Linked DNA regions of Homo sapiens: all the other regions are linked to region 1. A link is a contact called in ENCODE Hi-C or POLR2A ChIA-PET data. All regions are on one chromosome and are shown on one strand. Each heading gives the region's core, a stretch centred on a gene start or an enhancer-like site at or near the end of the contact. The rest is flanking DNA. Distances are from core to core; before and after follow the strand shown.

Region 1 (4,876 bases), core at 1,426-3,925:
TAGACAAACTGATCTTCAACTATTAATGTAAAGACCACAAGAAAAACTTGTAAGAGCTCAGGGAAAATTGCTCCCTGAGCCCTCTCCATGGGAGAGCAACTAGGGGATGAATTTCTGAAATAATCAGAGAAGCTTTTGGATAAGAAATGATAGTTACCATCAATATACTGTATTTAACTAAAGTTAAACAATGGGGCAGAGTAAAAAGTAGAATGCAGCTTTTTTAGAATCTAGCAATGCAGGTCAAATACAACTACCAAAAATTAGGAAGAGAAGGGAAATAATATATGTAAAGTAAATAAGTTCATTGATTACCTTTAATTGGGAGTTTTAAAAAAGTATATAGTAGTTTAAATTAGAAGTTGGGAAGAGCAGGGTAAAGGAATTCCTATTGGTCACTGTTAGGAACCAATACAGTATTTAACAAGAGATTCTAGAATTGAGAATCACTTGAACCCAGGGGGCAGAGGGTGCAGTGAGCTGAGATTGCATCACTGCAATTCTCAATTCTAGAAATCTACCTTAAAATATACAGGGGCAGGAAATGTGTAAAATAAGCCTGAGAGACCCTGTCAGGCCAAAAAGCAAAGAAGCAATCAAAGCCCAGTGCAGTTGGGTCAAAAACAAAACAAAACAAAACAAAACAAAACAAAACACAGGAGTCAACTTGAAGGCACTCCCAATGGCCAAAGCTGGGGTCATTTTAGCATCAAAAAGAATAATAATTGCACTGGCTGGGCATGGTGGCTCACGCCTGTATCCCCAGCACTTTGGGAGGCTGAGGTGGGTGGATCACAAGGCCAGGAGTTTGAGACCAGCCTGACCAACATGGTGAAACCCATCTCTATTAAAAATAAAAATAAAAAATTAGCCAGGTGTCATGGCACATGCCTGTAATCCCAGCTACTAGGGAGGCTGAGGCAGGAGAATTGCTGGAACTCAGGAGGCAAAGGTTGCAGTGAGCTGAGATTGTGCAACTGCACTCCAGCCTGAGCAACAGAGCAAGACTCTGTCTAAAAAAAAAGAAACCATCATTCTGAGCAAACTTTCGCAAGGATAGAAAACCAAACACCACATGTTCTCACTCATAGGTGGGAATTGAACAATGAGAACACTTGGACACAGGACGGGGAACATCACACAGCGGAGCCTGTCGTGGGGTGGGGGGGTGGGGGAGGGATAGCATTAGGAGATATATCTAATGTAAATGATGAGTTAATGGGTGCAGCACACCAACATGGCACATGTATACATACGTAACAAACCTGCACATTGTGCACATGTACCCTAGAACTTAAAGTATAATTTAAAAAAAAAAAAGAAAGAAAAGAAAAAAACAAGAATAATTGCAGTGGACTAAAACTCATCAAATATACAAAAATCTTTGTATTCATACCGATAGTAAAAAGAGTTCTGGCCGGGCGCAGTGGCTCACGCCTGTAATCCCAGCACTTTGGGAGGCCAAGCAGGCAGATCATGAGGTCATGAGTTCGAGACCAGCCTGGCCAACATAGTGAAACCCCAACTCTACTAAAAATGCAAAAAAAAAAAAAAAAAAAAAAAATTAGCCAGGCATGGTGGCGCGGCTGAGGCAGGAGAATCACTTGAAACAAGGAGGCAGAGGTTGTGGTGAGCCAAGATCACGCCACTGCACTCCAGCCTGGGCAACGCAGTGAGACTCCATTTCAAAAAAAAAAAAAAGAGTTCTTACTGATTCACTTTTGGAGGGTGCAAGGGCACCAAAACAACATTGTGAAAATTCGTAGATTAATTGTTCCTATATAAGCTGTATTTCAAAATAACCTAAGAATTGATAAGGAAAAATTGTTCTGTACAATGATAAGAAAATGATTAAATAAACCATAGCATAAGCGGTTGATGGATTACAATAATGCCACTAAAAATTATGATTACAAAGTTTAGTGATTAAAGATACGGATCTCTTCTCTATCCTAAGTTGCACTAAGATGATTTTTCAAATTAAAAATAACAGAAATGAGACAGAAGACTAGAGAGTTCAAAAATTTTTAGAAAAAGGAAGCCACCGCATAGAACCAGACAAAGTGGGGAATTGTTTAAAAGAGACAATTTGACCCAGGGAACACTGTCATGCTGGCGGATCAGGGATGCCAGGCATGCAGGTGCTGAAACCCTAAATACTGTGAGGGGCTCCTTTCCCTTGGCTGATCCAGAATGTCAAGCAGCCAGCCACCTAAGGCCCAGGCAGCAGATTCCAGGTCTCTCTGATGAAAAAACTGAAGAGCCATGGAGAAAAATGGCTCTTTATTCTGGGATTTGCAATCTCTCCTCCTGTAACCAACAGTAGCTGATTTTTCATCCTTTCCCTCTGAAGCAGAGTTTTTAAGTTCTGGCACTACTGACATTTTAGGCTGAATAGTTCTTTGTTGTGAGGGGCTTTCCTGTCTATCGCAGGATGTTCAGCAGCATCCCTGAGCTGTTCTCCTAGATGCCAGCAGTACCCCCTCCTCAAGTCATCACCATCAAAGATGCCTCCAGATGTTGCCAAATGACCAGGAAAGGCGAGAAGGAATCCAACTCAGTCGAAAACCACTGTTCTACAGAGATTCCACCTGTCACCAGGCCCTGCTCCAACACATAGATCTTCCAATCAGCTCTTTTAACAACTCACTATTAAACACAGGCAGACAACCAAGAATAAGCAGACATTTGAGGAAAGCCCCCACAGGATAAACACCAAGCAGGCAAAACAGGAAAAAAAAAGTCCCAGAGTAAAGAAAAATTGTGAACAAAATGAGGAGAATTGAAAATGAAACCGAAACCATTCTACTGAATACTCATCAACAAGCAGAGTAGCATGATAGTAAAAATGTAGAACTTGAGTCAGACCACCTGGGTTCAAGACCAGCTCTACCACCTAACTGGCTGTGTAATCAAAGTGGTACCTCATTCTTCTAATCTTTACAATGGGGTAAAGATTAATATCTATCTAAAGGGTTGCTGGAAGAGAGAAACAAGGTACTTAGAACTTTGAAAAGTTCATGGAACACAGAATCAACAAAAAGGGGGCTTTTGTTTTGTTTAATTATCCTCAGAAAGATTCTATAGTGTATCCATGGAATGAGACTAAGATGTTACAAAAAAGAAACAGAGACATTCTTCTCAAATGTACTGGAATTAAAATAGCAGCAGCGAATTTTTAAGATTTTAAAGAGAAATGTAGTAAAAGTTGAAGAAATCTCTTTAAAAGCAAAGGTAAAATCCAGAAAGGCCAATATTCACCTAAAAGAACTTCTAGAAAGATGGAAGAGGAGAAGAGCTGAGGGAAGGAAATTATCAAGAAATTAAAGCTGAAGAACAGATGTCTCCAGGACTGAAAAGGTCCATTGGATCCAACCATTACAACGACTGGGGTGCAGATAAAGAACTCCTTGCAACCCCACACTAACCTCATCACTGTGAAATTTCTCCTCCAACACACTCACACTGGTTAATTCTTCAGCAACTTTCAGATCTTATTTAACTAGATCAGTGATCAGTTCTTCAATAAAACTTCCCAGAATCTTGGAAAATACCCCCTTCTCTGCCCCTTATACACTCAAAGCACCAAAAACCTGTCCCTATCTCAGTAATAATTACACACTTACTCAAGTGATTACTTGAGTGTTGATTCCAAGAGTCATATGGTTTAAGACCACCGTGTCTGTTTTTCACCATTGCATCCCCATCATCTAACACAATCTATAATAACTATTTAAATACATTTTATATAAATGAGCCATATAATAAAATTACTGATTTCTTGGAAATATCATACATTAATAATAATAAATACCTCTACTACAGAGTTTCACAACTCATTACATGAAATAAAAAAATTTCACAAGTTTTTCGTACTGCTTTGGCCTGAATTTGCTTCTTTTATCTTTAACCCATCAGTGACAGAACTAAATTCTTTAAGCTAGGTCTCAGATGTCCCGAAGGAATGAGCACCACCTAGTGGAGGCACATAATATTAAAAAGTGGCTTGAAACACTACCTAAATTTACTAGGCACACAATAGTGGCTAGCCAAATATTTATTCAAATTAAAAGACAAAGATACATGCCAACTTTGTCAAGTAATGAAAATCAAATTTTTACCATCTGTATAATTTATAACATTCCAATTTAAACAAATGAAATTCACAAATAAAATGTATTTTTAAAGTTGGCAGTTAACATCCTTTCATTTAGCTTTTAACTGAACACAGAAATGAAAACAATGAGGAAGAAAGCAATTCTAGATGCTATGCTTCCAAAGTGAGAAAGAAAATAAAGGTACAATTAAAACACTAATTGCATATGAAAATACACCATTTGATACACTCAAGCCTTTCAAAAAAAATAGGAAAGTTTTTTATCAGAAGGGAGGGGGTGTATTATACTTTGATATTGATAGCCCTCGCTTGCTAAGCAAAAATAATTGTGAAATGTAGTAATGAAACAGGGGACTCTAAGAACAATGTAGATACATTTGTCTTCTAGTTTTATTAGTGATGAAAGGAAACACAAATCAAAAGTATCCAGGATAGCACACTCCTGGGTTAATATATTAATATTAAACTGGAATAATCAAGTAAAACAGGGACATCTTACAAGACATATCACCCTTTCTCAAGCCTTGCCACAGTGGTTGCAGAGGGGAGATGCATGTCTATCAAAGAAGAAAATGTAAAAATTACCAAGTTTTGACAAGAAAATGAATATGAACTTTCTACAGCGCAACTGTTAGATCAATAGCAACTACCTAAAAGTAATTAGCCTCATGCAATGTTAATAACTATTTATTTTAATTTCTACATCACTAAGCCATATTTGAAAAATATATTTGAAATGTAATATAGTGAAAATACTTG
Region 2 (4,818 bases), core at 732-3,231, 40 kb after region 1:
GCAACAACAGACCCCATGTATTGGGTAGAGTGAACTGAGAGATGAGAACTTAAAAATGTGATCACACCTGCCGCACCCTCCCCCAATTGACCTTTGGCCAGGCACAGTGACTCACACCCAGTAAACCCAACACCCAACACTGGGAGGCTGAGGCAGGAGGATTGCTTAAATCCAGGAGTATGGGACCAGCCTGAGCAACATAGCAAGACCCCGTTTCTAAAAAAAAAAAGGAGGATTGCCTGAGCCCAGGATTTGAGGCTGCAGTGAGTCAAGGTGGTGCCACTGCACTCCAGGCTGGGCGACACAGTGACACCTTGTCTCAAAAAATTAAAATTTAAAAACAACTTTCAATATAAAGATAATGCAACATATATTTGCAAGAGACAACTATAATTTTGGTGATATCAATAGTATGTATCTATTAACAATATACTGACAATATTGGCTGATGTAAACTGTACACCAGTGCACATTCTATATCAAAATCCAAACTGAGACTCCAGGGAACCAATCATTTGTCATTAACACTAACCACACTGAAATAGTTGCAGAGTCATTTTAGACAATGTTTCAAGTGATACAGAAAAATAATATTAATCCCTTTATTGAGGTAATTAGAAATAATTTGCACTTTCCTCCAGACTACCAGTGTTAGACATAATAAACACACACACTGGAGATGACCAGCTATGGCATACAGATGTGGGCTTATTGAAACAATTATTACTCAGAACAGACCTGCTGACAACAAATGTGCATTCAAATTATTCGATCTGTCTGGATCTCTGGGTCCCTAACTCTTGAAGTGACAGCACAAAACAGTTCATTAGATATAGGGTCAATGTTGTTAGTATTAAGCATTGTTATCCTCATTTTTTTTTTTGGCAGAACGAAAACTTGGAAAATCCTGGTTACATTCAGAGATGGTGGCAAAAAGAGTCAGCAATATAATTCATCTAGAAGTATTTTTAATACTCAAAGTCTTGATTTTGAGCCTTTTAACATTAATTCTCCCAGCAATTTTTCTAAAATTTCTGGATGTAATTAAGATATTCAGAAAAAAAATGTAGAGAACTCATGCTTGCAGGTTCCTGTTTATAGTTTCAGTGCTTTAAAGTTTTTAATACACTTTTATCTTCCATTTCAAAGGCTATATTAATTATATAGGAAAAAGCTGACAGAATTTGCAACTCAACAAGGCTATCCTTTAGACAAGGATATAACATACTCAGAAGTCAGAAAAACTGAATTAGTCTGGGCCCAGTGGCTCATGCCTGTAATCCCAGAACTTTGGGAGGCCAAGGCAGGTGGATTGCTTGAGCCCAGGATCTTCAGACCAGCCTGGGCAACATGGTGAAACCCTATCTCTACTAAAAACACAAATATTAGCTGGGTGTACTGGTGTGTCTGTAATCCCAGCTACTCAGGAGGCTGAGGCACGAGAATCGCTTGAACCCGGGAGGCAGAGGTTGCAGTGAGCCGAGATCGCACCACTGCACTCCAGCCAGGGTGACAGAGTGAGACTCTGTCTCAAAAAAAAAAAAAAAGAAAAGAAAAGAAAAGAAAAGAAAAACTGCATCAGGGAAGAACTTTTAACAAAAAAAGTCACAAAAAAAGGCTTTACCATTTGCTAGGAACCATTTCACAAAACCCACCTTTATTATAGAAATTATCTTCTGAATTACTAAGATGAGGCAGGGGAAGGGAAAAGGAAGTAGTAAGAAAAAAGAAGCCAGGAAACATATTTTCTTCCTAAAAAGATGAGAATAAAGTCCTCATGCTTTGTAAAAGGGAAAATTACCAGGGTTGTCATGTTTGTCAAACAATAGAGAACCGTCTTTTCATCAGGAAAACTATAAAGCAAGCATACACCAGCTGGACTACATCAAAAGCAATCAAAGCAAGGCAAAAAATAAAACCTCCAACTTACCCAAATGCTTGTGGTTCAGAACGCCTAAAGAGAATTAGGCAAAGTATGTGAGCTCTGATTTACTAACACATATTGGGTTGATGATTCATAGCTCCTCATGGAGACTTTACGCCTAAATGAAAATAACGATGTGTAATGCAACTGAAAGTTACTGAGGAGCCTGATCAAAGTGATGAGTAGATAACAGTTGAAAGTAGCAGTGATAGCTAACTTCAGATCAGTAGGGAGGAGGCCAAAAGAGGCCGGTGGAGAATTGGCTATGGTTCAACTGAGGCAGTGTGATAAATAAAATCGGACGCTGGAAAGGAGTCGGGGGTAGGGCAGCGGTGGTAGAGAGGTGGTTGGGGGAGAACTAGAATACAGAGCAAAGGGATTTAGTCGTAGAGGAATTAATCTTCAGATTAAAGGATCAATATGACACTAAAACCATTTATGCACTTGGCAAGCTGTGATCCTGCACACTTGAGCAGCAAAATCGTGTGTGGAAGAAAGAAATGCAGCTTTATCAGCTCCATGTTTAGTCTCAGCAACAACAGGTGAGACAGACAGGTAAAAGATTGGCTAACTAATGTTAAACGGAGGCAGAAATATCTCCCTTAAAGTAAATAACTGACTTTCAAACATATGTTAGTCACAGGCCACGAAGACACTATAAGACCTAATAGGAGGCTTTCTAATCAAACCATCCAGGCCATATTCTAGGCAATGATACCTACTGCCATGCGATCACAGTCTCCAAACACAAGGAACCAAAAAAAGAAAATCAAGATTCAGGAAAGCCTAATTCAAAGTAAAAAATTACTAAATAAAATAGAAGTTTCTGTTGTCCAAAACAAAATTTAAAAACACCAGAATTTTTTTTAAAAAATAAAACAAACATGTAACTTACACCAACAGATACTTATTTTAAATACCCAGCACGACCTAGGGCCGATTAGAATCTCAATTCCTCATTTCAGAAATGTTTGAAACAAAACTAGAGAAACTAGAGAATTTCACACTTTCCTTCCCTCCACCTCCACAGCACTTTTTCAAGAAATACATCTATGCCACAATCAAGGCACAAGTATCTAGATCTATTGATCTAACTATATATCATAGATATTCTGAAAATACAAGGAAAATGATGACAAAGTACGGAGCATAGATCCACCTATACAAACTATAAAGAGAATTTCGTTTAGAACAACTTATTTCCTATTGCTTTCTCACAGAATTTGAACAAATATAACTTATTGCTTTTAAACCTAAAAACATAAATTCAATGCTAAAATGTGACACTAAATTTCAAAACAATGACATATCTAAAATGGGAAAAAATTTAAAAAATACAGAAGCACAAGAAGGAAAGACATTTTTCCAATTCCAGAAAACTGCTTCTGTAAAAATATAATATTCTGTACAAGACAGTAGTGGTTCCTAAGAGAATAAATGGCTCAGAATTTGATGAAAGTGTTCCCGCAGCGAACAATTCACTCTGCTTGCAGATTCCAGATGCTCAACATTCCTGACATCAGAACGGAAAAATTTACTGTTAGTCTAGAGAAATTTAATATCACCATTCTTGTCATATCCCTCATAGCTTCATTATTAGTACAAGTCTGGGGAAGCCATAAACCTATGTTAAATGATAAAAAAAGATGTTCTCTGGGTTCAATCATACTCATATAAGCAACCAAAATATCTAGAAGTCATATGGAAAAAGACTTGAGGGAAAAACAAATATGTATTTACGTGTTTTTTGTCTTAGTTCTCACATTTGCATTCTGTGCAGTATGGTCAGGCATCGGACCAAAACGTTTTACTATAACCTAGGGCTAATAAACACTAAAGAACATATATCGACGCCCAGAACAACACTATAAAATTTTATTATATTAATAAAATAGGATACACCAAGCTTTAAATTTTCCACTTTGTCAAAGGTAAAATAATCAGCACTGTTCGGTGCCATTCATAACAGGCTGCAATTTTTCCCATTTAAAGTATGTTTTATTTCCAAAACTACCTATAGTACACTAAAATACTAACACAACCCTGAGAGAGGCAATCTCTTTCTCACACTTTCCCTCAACTGCAAATAACTTATTAAAGCATTGGGCCAGCTGAGTTTGTAAATATGTAAAACAATCTAAATAATTATAGTATTGCAGCTTGCTTGATAACACTTTATACAATTATCTTAAAGTCCATAAATTCAGGGTGAGTTAACAGGGGAACATGCATACAACTTTACCTAACTTTCATTTGTACATGCCATCTCTAAGCTTTAAATAGGTTCCAATTTGTAATTAACTGTCAATAGTCTGTAGCTCTGCACAAAGTATTCTCTACTACCAAAATAAATACGATGGTAGTTTGATTTTTAGCAGTATTCACCCAAAAAATAAAGCCATAGAAAAATGAAAATTACTTCTAAAGCTCATAAATTATGGCCTATAACCATCCTTTCCAAAAATCGATTACATTTACGTTACATTAAAACAATTACAGGCTTTCCTACTTGAAGTAATTGGCTATAAAAGCTAAAATGCAGTATTGGCTTTATGATATTCATAGTAAGATAGGACTTATCTCAAGCATAACATGTAGTTTGACCAAACTGGACAGTAAATCTGGATTTTACATTACATTGCAAGGTAGCAATTCAAATCTTACCTCTCATCACATTACTGTAGCCAGCATTCATTGTATTAAGTGGTAAGCAATCAACAGATCAGTAGGTGCTAACCTTGATCAGGAAGTATTGGTCATGGCAAGAGAAACCATGGAAGCAGAAAGTGGCCTATTTGGTTGTAGAGATGATGTAGTAGAAAGAGAGGTAGGCTTTTCTCCTAGAGCTGTTATCATAGTCAACAGAGATAAAGAATGAGTATGTAGCATCTAAT
Region 3 (4,866 bases), core at 973-3,472, 40 kb before region 1:
TTCATCTATATTTATAGCTGTCCCCCATTGCTTGCATTACCACCTGAGCTCTGCCTCCTGTCAGATCAGCAGCAGCATTAGATTCTCATAGGAGCGTGAACCCTATTGTGAACTGAGTATGCGAGGATCTAGGTTGCATGCTTCTTATGAGAATCTAATGCTTGATGATCTGTCGCCGTCTCCCATCACCACTACATGGGATCATCTAGTTGCAGGAAAATAAGCTCAAGGTTCCCACTGATCCTACATTATGGTGATTATGTAATAATAATAGAAATAAAGTACACAACAAATGTAATACACTTGAATCACACTGAAATCACTCCCCAAACCCCCATCTGTGGAAAAACTTGTCTTCCATGAAGCCGATCACTGGTGCCAAAATGGTTGGAGAAGGTTGATCCAAAGAAACACAAAAATACCCAGCATCCAACAAGATAAAACTCACAGTAACTGGTAGTTAATCAAGATAAAACTCACAATGACTCAAAATTACTAGGTATGCAAAGAAAGCAGAAAATACTGCTCATAATGAAGAAAAAAATGAAACAATGAAACCAAATACTGAAATTACACAGATGATAAACTGGATAAAACCAAACCCTAAAATTACACAGATAGCAGACAAGAAAATTAAAAGTTATTATTTAACTGTATTTCAAATGCTCTAAAAAGTTAAAGGAAACACTGAACATGAGAAATAGAATATATAAAAATTACTCAAATCAAACTTCTAGATATGGAAAGTATGAAATAAGAAAAAAGTACACTGAATGAGATTAATATAGATACTGCAGAAGGAAAAGTAATACTGTAGAATAAGCAACATGAGCTGTCCACAATGAAACACAGGGAGAAAATATACTGAGAAATTATGAATAGGACTGAATAGGACTTAGTGATCTGGGCAACTACTTTAAATGGCCTAATATACATGTTAACTGGCATCTCCAAAGAAAGGGGGCAGTTGCTGGAAACTATTTAAAGAAATATGGCAGAAAATAGTCCAAATATGATGAAAAAAGTATAAACCCACATGTTCAAGAAGCTCAATGTACCCAAGCACAAAGAAAACATAAAACACCACCAAAATGCTTAAAACCAGGAAGAAAATATTGAAATCATCCAAAAGATTTAAAAAACACATTATATATAAAACAATAAGGATTAAAAACGACAGCACACTTCTCATCAGAAACAATGTGGGCCACAAAACAATGGAGCAACATCTTTAAAATACTCAAAGAAAAATACTGTTAACTTAGAATTCTATACCCAGCAAAAATATCTTTTAGAAATGAAGGGGTATTGAAAAGTTTTGAAAAATATACACAAGCTGAAAGAATTCACTGCCAGCAGACTTGCATTGCAAGAAATGTTACAGGAAGTCTTTCAGACAGGAGGAAAATGTTGGCAGATGGAAATGTGGGTCCATACAGAGGAATAAAGAACACTGGGAATATCTACTATCTGTGTATCTATGGCATATCTTGCACATAGTAAAACAGAGATAGCTGAATAAAATGTTTTTAAATGAAGCAATTATGATAATTGACAGGCAATATTAAGAACATCAGCTAAATATTTTTTCTACTTAGCTTTGTTCCATGTCTGCATTCCAAAATAATTTCATAGGCATTAAGTTTGTAATTTTTAATAACTTTGTTTTACAAATATTGTTGGATAGCAACATTTTTAATTTTGGACAACTAAAATTTTGCATTCCATTATCCTGTTTTAACTGAGGTGATTTTATTCTTTAATATACAGACTTGCCTTTAAAAAGGCAATACTTAAATGGAAATTGTGTTTCCATATGCCAGAGCCACCAATCACAACTGATGGGTTTACCTGTTGCTCAGAAGAATCTGCAGGAAATTGAACACTAGGCCTTGTAACTCATCAGACTCACAAGCACTCACTGCACTGGAACCCCTGGAGTCAACTTTATGTTCTAAGTATCTGTCAGGTTCACAGAATTAAGTGTCTAGCTTATAAGGATGAGCAACATTGATTTATCCCTCCAGAAGGAGCTTAACTTTTTCCTTCAGCTTGCTTTAATGAAGCTTCATTCATCTTGCATGCTCAGGCAGTGAGTAATTTCTCTTAAGTGAATGTTTGGAAGCTAAAAATTACAACAAATCTTCTTATTTTATTGCCTTTTAAAAAATCTACCAAATTTTCCATGACTGCCTAAATTATAATGCCATATTCTAGAGATGATGTCACTTCACTGTTTTATCAAAAGTGAGCCCCCGGAATGATGACTCATACAGTTTAATTTGCCTTTAATGTGGCAATTTGATGGTTAGAAGTGGTTTTGATTTATTAATGACTATCTCTGCTTCCCCTAGAAACAAAGTCTCTATATAGAACAATATCCCTCCATCAATGCCCCTAAATGCCACCAACATTATTGATTTTGCCTATTTCATCACTGCAGGAAGTATTCACATTCAATTAATCTAGTTAGGCCTTTGGCTACTTACTTTTACATTTTCAGACATCTATTGTTTCTTTTATACTGCATTTATTTTCCTGAACTGGATTTTGTAGACATTATTGACTAATAAGAATAATCTATTTTTCAATATGGCAATTGACTGATCAATTCATTCTGGGTATAATCTTTCAATTTTTGACAGTTCTCCAGTGACACTATTGTTACAGAATGACAAGTCATTTCCTAACTATCAAAGACTTGAGGGCAACAGGTTATACAAGAAAAGTGTTGGCATTCTTCTGAACACAGCAAGAGATTCCTAAAGAGTAAAATGAACAAAATCACAATCTTATACTATTATGAATTAAAGACTATGAAAGAAAAGTTTGAATGTCATATAAATGTACAGAATTATCTTATATGTAGAGACAAAGAAGGCTATAATGGAATAAAAATTCCACCAAACATTTAATAATTTACATTGAATTCCGTTTACTGGGAATCCCAATGTTGCAATCACAGTGCTATGTGCTAGAAACAAAGATAAGAAGACCATCCTGTGTATCATGAAGTGTGGCAGACTGCCACTGTTACTGCCTGAGACCCTCATTACAGCAGTTACCACTGTTACTGCCTGAGACCCTCATTATGAGACTGAATGAAGGGACGAACATAGAAATGATAACAAAAAACAAAAGAAACTATTTTAAGGAAAGGGCCAGGGGAAGAAGAGAGCTCCCCGCTTCTAGTGAGCAAAGGCAGCCCCTGAGCTCCTACCACCCTTTGTATTTATTGGGTAGAAAGAGCATGGAGGAGGTAATGATTGGTCAGCTGCTTAACTGATCACAGGTTCACATCATTGCTAACAGGCTTCAATTATGCCTAATCACCAGAAACACTTGAGCTTGGGGCATGAATGCCCTCAGCATTCCTTCTGGGCAGCGGACATAGTTGTCAGCTTGCCCACATCCTGCATTTATGAGAAGTTTGCTGTTTACTCATATAACCTCCAGTGGTATACTGAGCTGATCATGACCCTCACACTTTCGGCCTCCAACAAATAAGAAAGATATACTTTTGTTCTTTATTAGGTACAGAACACAGAAAATCCCTGAAACACACATACATACACACAAACACACACACACAAACATCTGTTAAAGGTCCAGTTTCGTTTCTGGATACAAGTTTTTGAGCTTTAATTTTCTTAATCTTTAAAAGAGTTAATATTAGTACCTACTTAATAGGGCTTCACAATGATTAAAGAGATAATACATGAAAGTGCACGGCAAAAAGGCTGCTCCATAGTAAAGACTTCGTATTGTTGGCTTATTAGCTATTACAATTAATTTAATGATTATCTTATTTCAGGAACAGTCACATTGTATATTTAACCTTGTCTATAAACTTGTAAAGGACCATATATAAATTTTTTAAAAATCCTTTCCATATAGCTATTCTTTTCCTTCATATATTTGCAAAAGTTGGCCAAACTAGCAAGCAAACATTTTAAACAAATTTTATATTAAAAAGGTTAACAGGTTGTATATTGTGATAAAAATGGGTCAAACTAGAAATTAACATCTGTAAATATAAAAAATGAAACCCAAACAACCTCACAAATTTAAATAAGTCAGGATATTGAAGTTATCAAAATGTATTATAGACAATCAAGAAGTTAATATCAATGCCAATATGACATACACAATGTCCATGGAAGGTGACCAAATTTAAGAGAAAGCCGCATACTCTTAAATGTGTTTGTAATTAAACAAGCGTGACAGCTAAGGAGCCCACTATCTAATCAAAGATAGATATAAAGAAAAAAATCAGACCAGATGCGATGGCTACCGCCTATAATCCTAACACTTTGGTAGGCTGGGGCAGGCGGATCACCAGACGTCAGAAGTTCGACACCAGCCTGGCCAAAATGGTGAAACCCCAATCTCTACTAAAAACACAAAAATTAGCCAGGCGGGTGGCATGTGCCTGTAATCCCAGCTACTTGGGAGGCTGAGGCAGGAGAATTGCTTGAACCCGAGAGGCTGAGGTTGCAGGGAGCTGAGATCGCGCCACTGTACGTCAGCCTGGGCGACAGAGTGAGACTTAGTTTCAAAAAAAAAGAAAAAAAAATAGAATTGATAATAATGAGCCAGTTCTTTTGAGAGATTAGATAATTACTCATTTCTGGTATGCAGAGCAAGAAACTAGAGAAAAATATGTATATTAATAGCACTGAGAAATGGGACAGAACTTTGGATACAAATCAACAGGATAAATTGAACACCATTCCAACATGCTTGAAATCTTAATAAAATGTTAAGTTTCCTAGGAAAAAATAAATAATGAAGTAATTCTGGAAGAGCTTGAAAGCTGGATTAAATCAATAACTACAGAAGAAATTAAAAGCACTATCAAAAAAC

What was found. A loop is a pair of places that touch in the nucleus more often than their neighbours do. ChIA-PET counts read pairs that join two places held with the same protein, here RNA polymerase II (POLR2A). Pooled maps may share reads with other maps.
Region 2: a loop to region 1 is called in a pooled map, with 3 times the contacts of the local background. The contact joins two enhancer-like sites. A Hi-C loop is called at or near these places in 1 of 168 maps with a recorded cell type or tissue (PC-3) and 5 of 50 pooled maps. POLR2A ChIA-PET finds 5 or more read pairs at or near these places in 5 of 52 experiments (AG04449, Caco-2, K562 and 2 more).
Region 3: a loop to region 1 is called in a map of endothelial cell of umbilical vein, with 4 times the contacts of the local background. The contact joins two enhancer-like sites. A Hi-C loop is called at or near these places in 4 of 168 maps with a recorded cell type or tissue (PC-3, aorta, endothelial cell of umbilical vein and 1 more) and 3 of 50 pooled maps. POLR2A ChIA-PET finds 5 or more read pairs at or near these places in 3 of 52 experiments (BJ, HCT116 and naive thymus-derived CD4-positive, alpha-beta T cell).

The regions. Positions count from the first base shown.
Region 1 is chr10:28,175,721-28,180,596 of GRCh38, forward strand. The region is part of intron 3 of MPP7 (MAGUK p55 scaffold protein 7); the gene reads right to left. Among named protein-coding and RNA genes, the nearest start is that of SNORD130, 100 kb to the left of the region's middle. Within about 2 kb of position 2,676, at least 6 of the 41 ENCODE cell types and tissues checked have a DNase peak (open chromatin) inside an H3K27ac peak, as active enhancers do; they include HCT116 and endothelial cell of umbilical vein, where a contact is called at or near this core.
Region 2 is chr10:28,215,995-28,220,812 of GRCh38, forward strand. All of the region lies in intron 2 of MPP7 (MAGUK p55 scaffold protein 7), which reads right to left. Among named protein-coding and RNA genes, the nearest start is that of MIR8086, 71 kb to the right of the region's middle. Within about 2 kb of position 1,982, at least 2 of the 41 ENCODE cell types and tissues checked have a DNase peak (open chromatin) inside an H3K27ac peak, as active enhancers do.
Region 3 is chr10:28,135,954-28,140,819 of GRCh38, forward strand. The region is part of intron 5 of MPP7 (MAGUK p55 scaffold protein 7); the gene reads right to left. Among named protein-coding and RNA genes, the nearest start is that of SNORD130, 65 kb to the left of the region's middle. Within about 2 kb of position 2,223, at least 2 of the 41 ENCODE cell types and tissues checked have a DNase peak (open chromatin) inside an H3K27ac peak, as active enhancers do; they include HCT116 and endothelial cell of umbilical vein, where a contact is called at or near this core.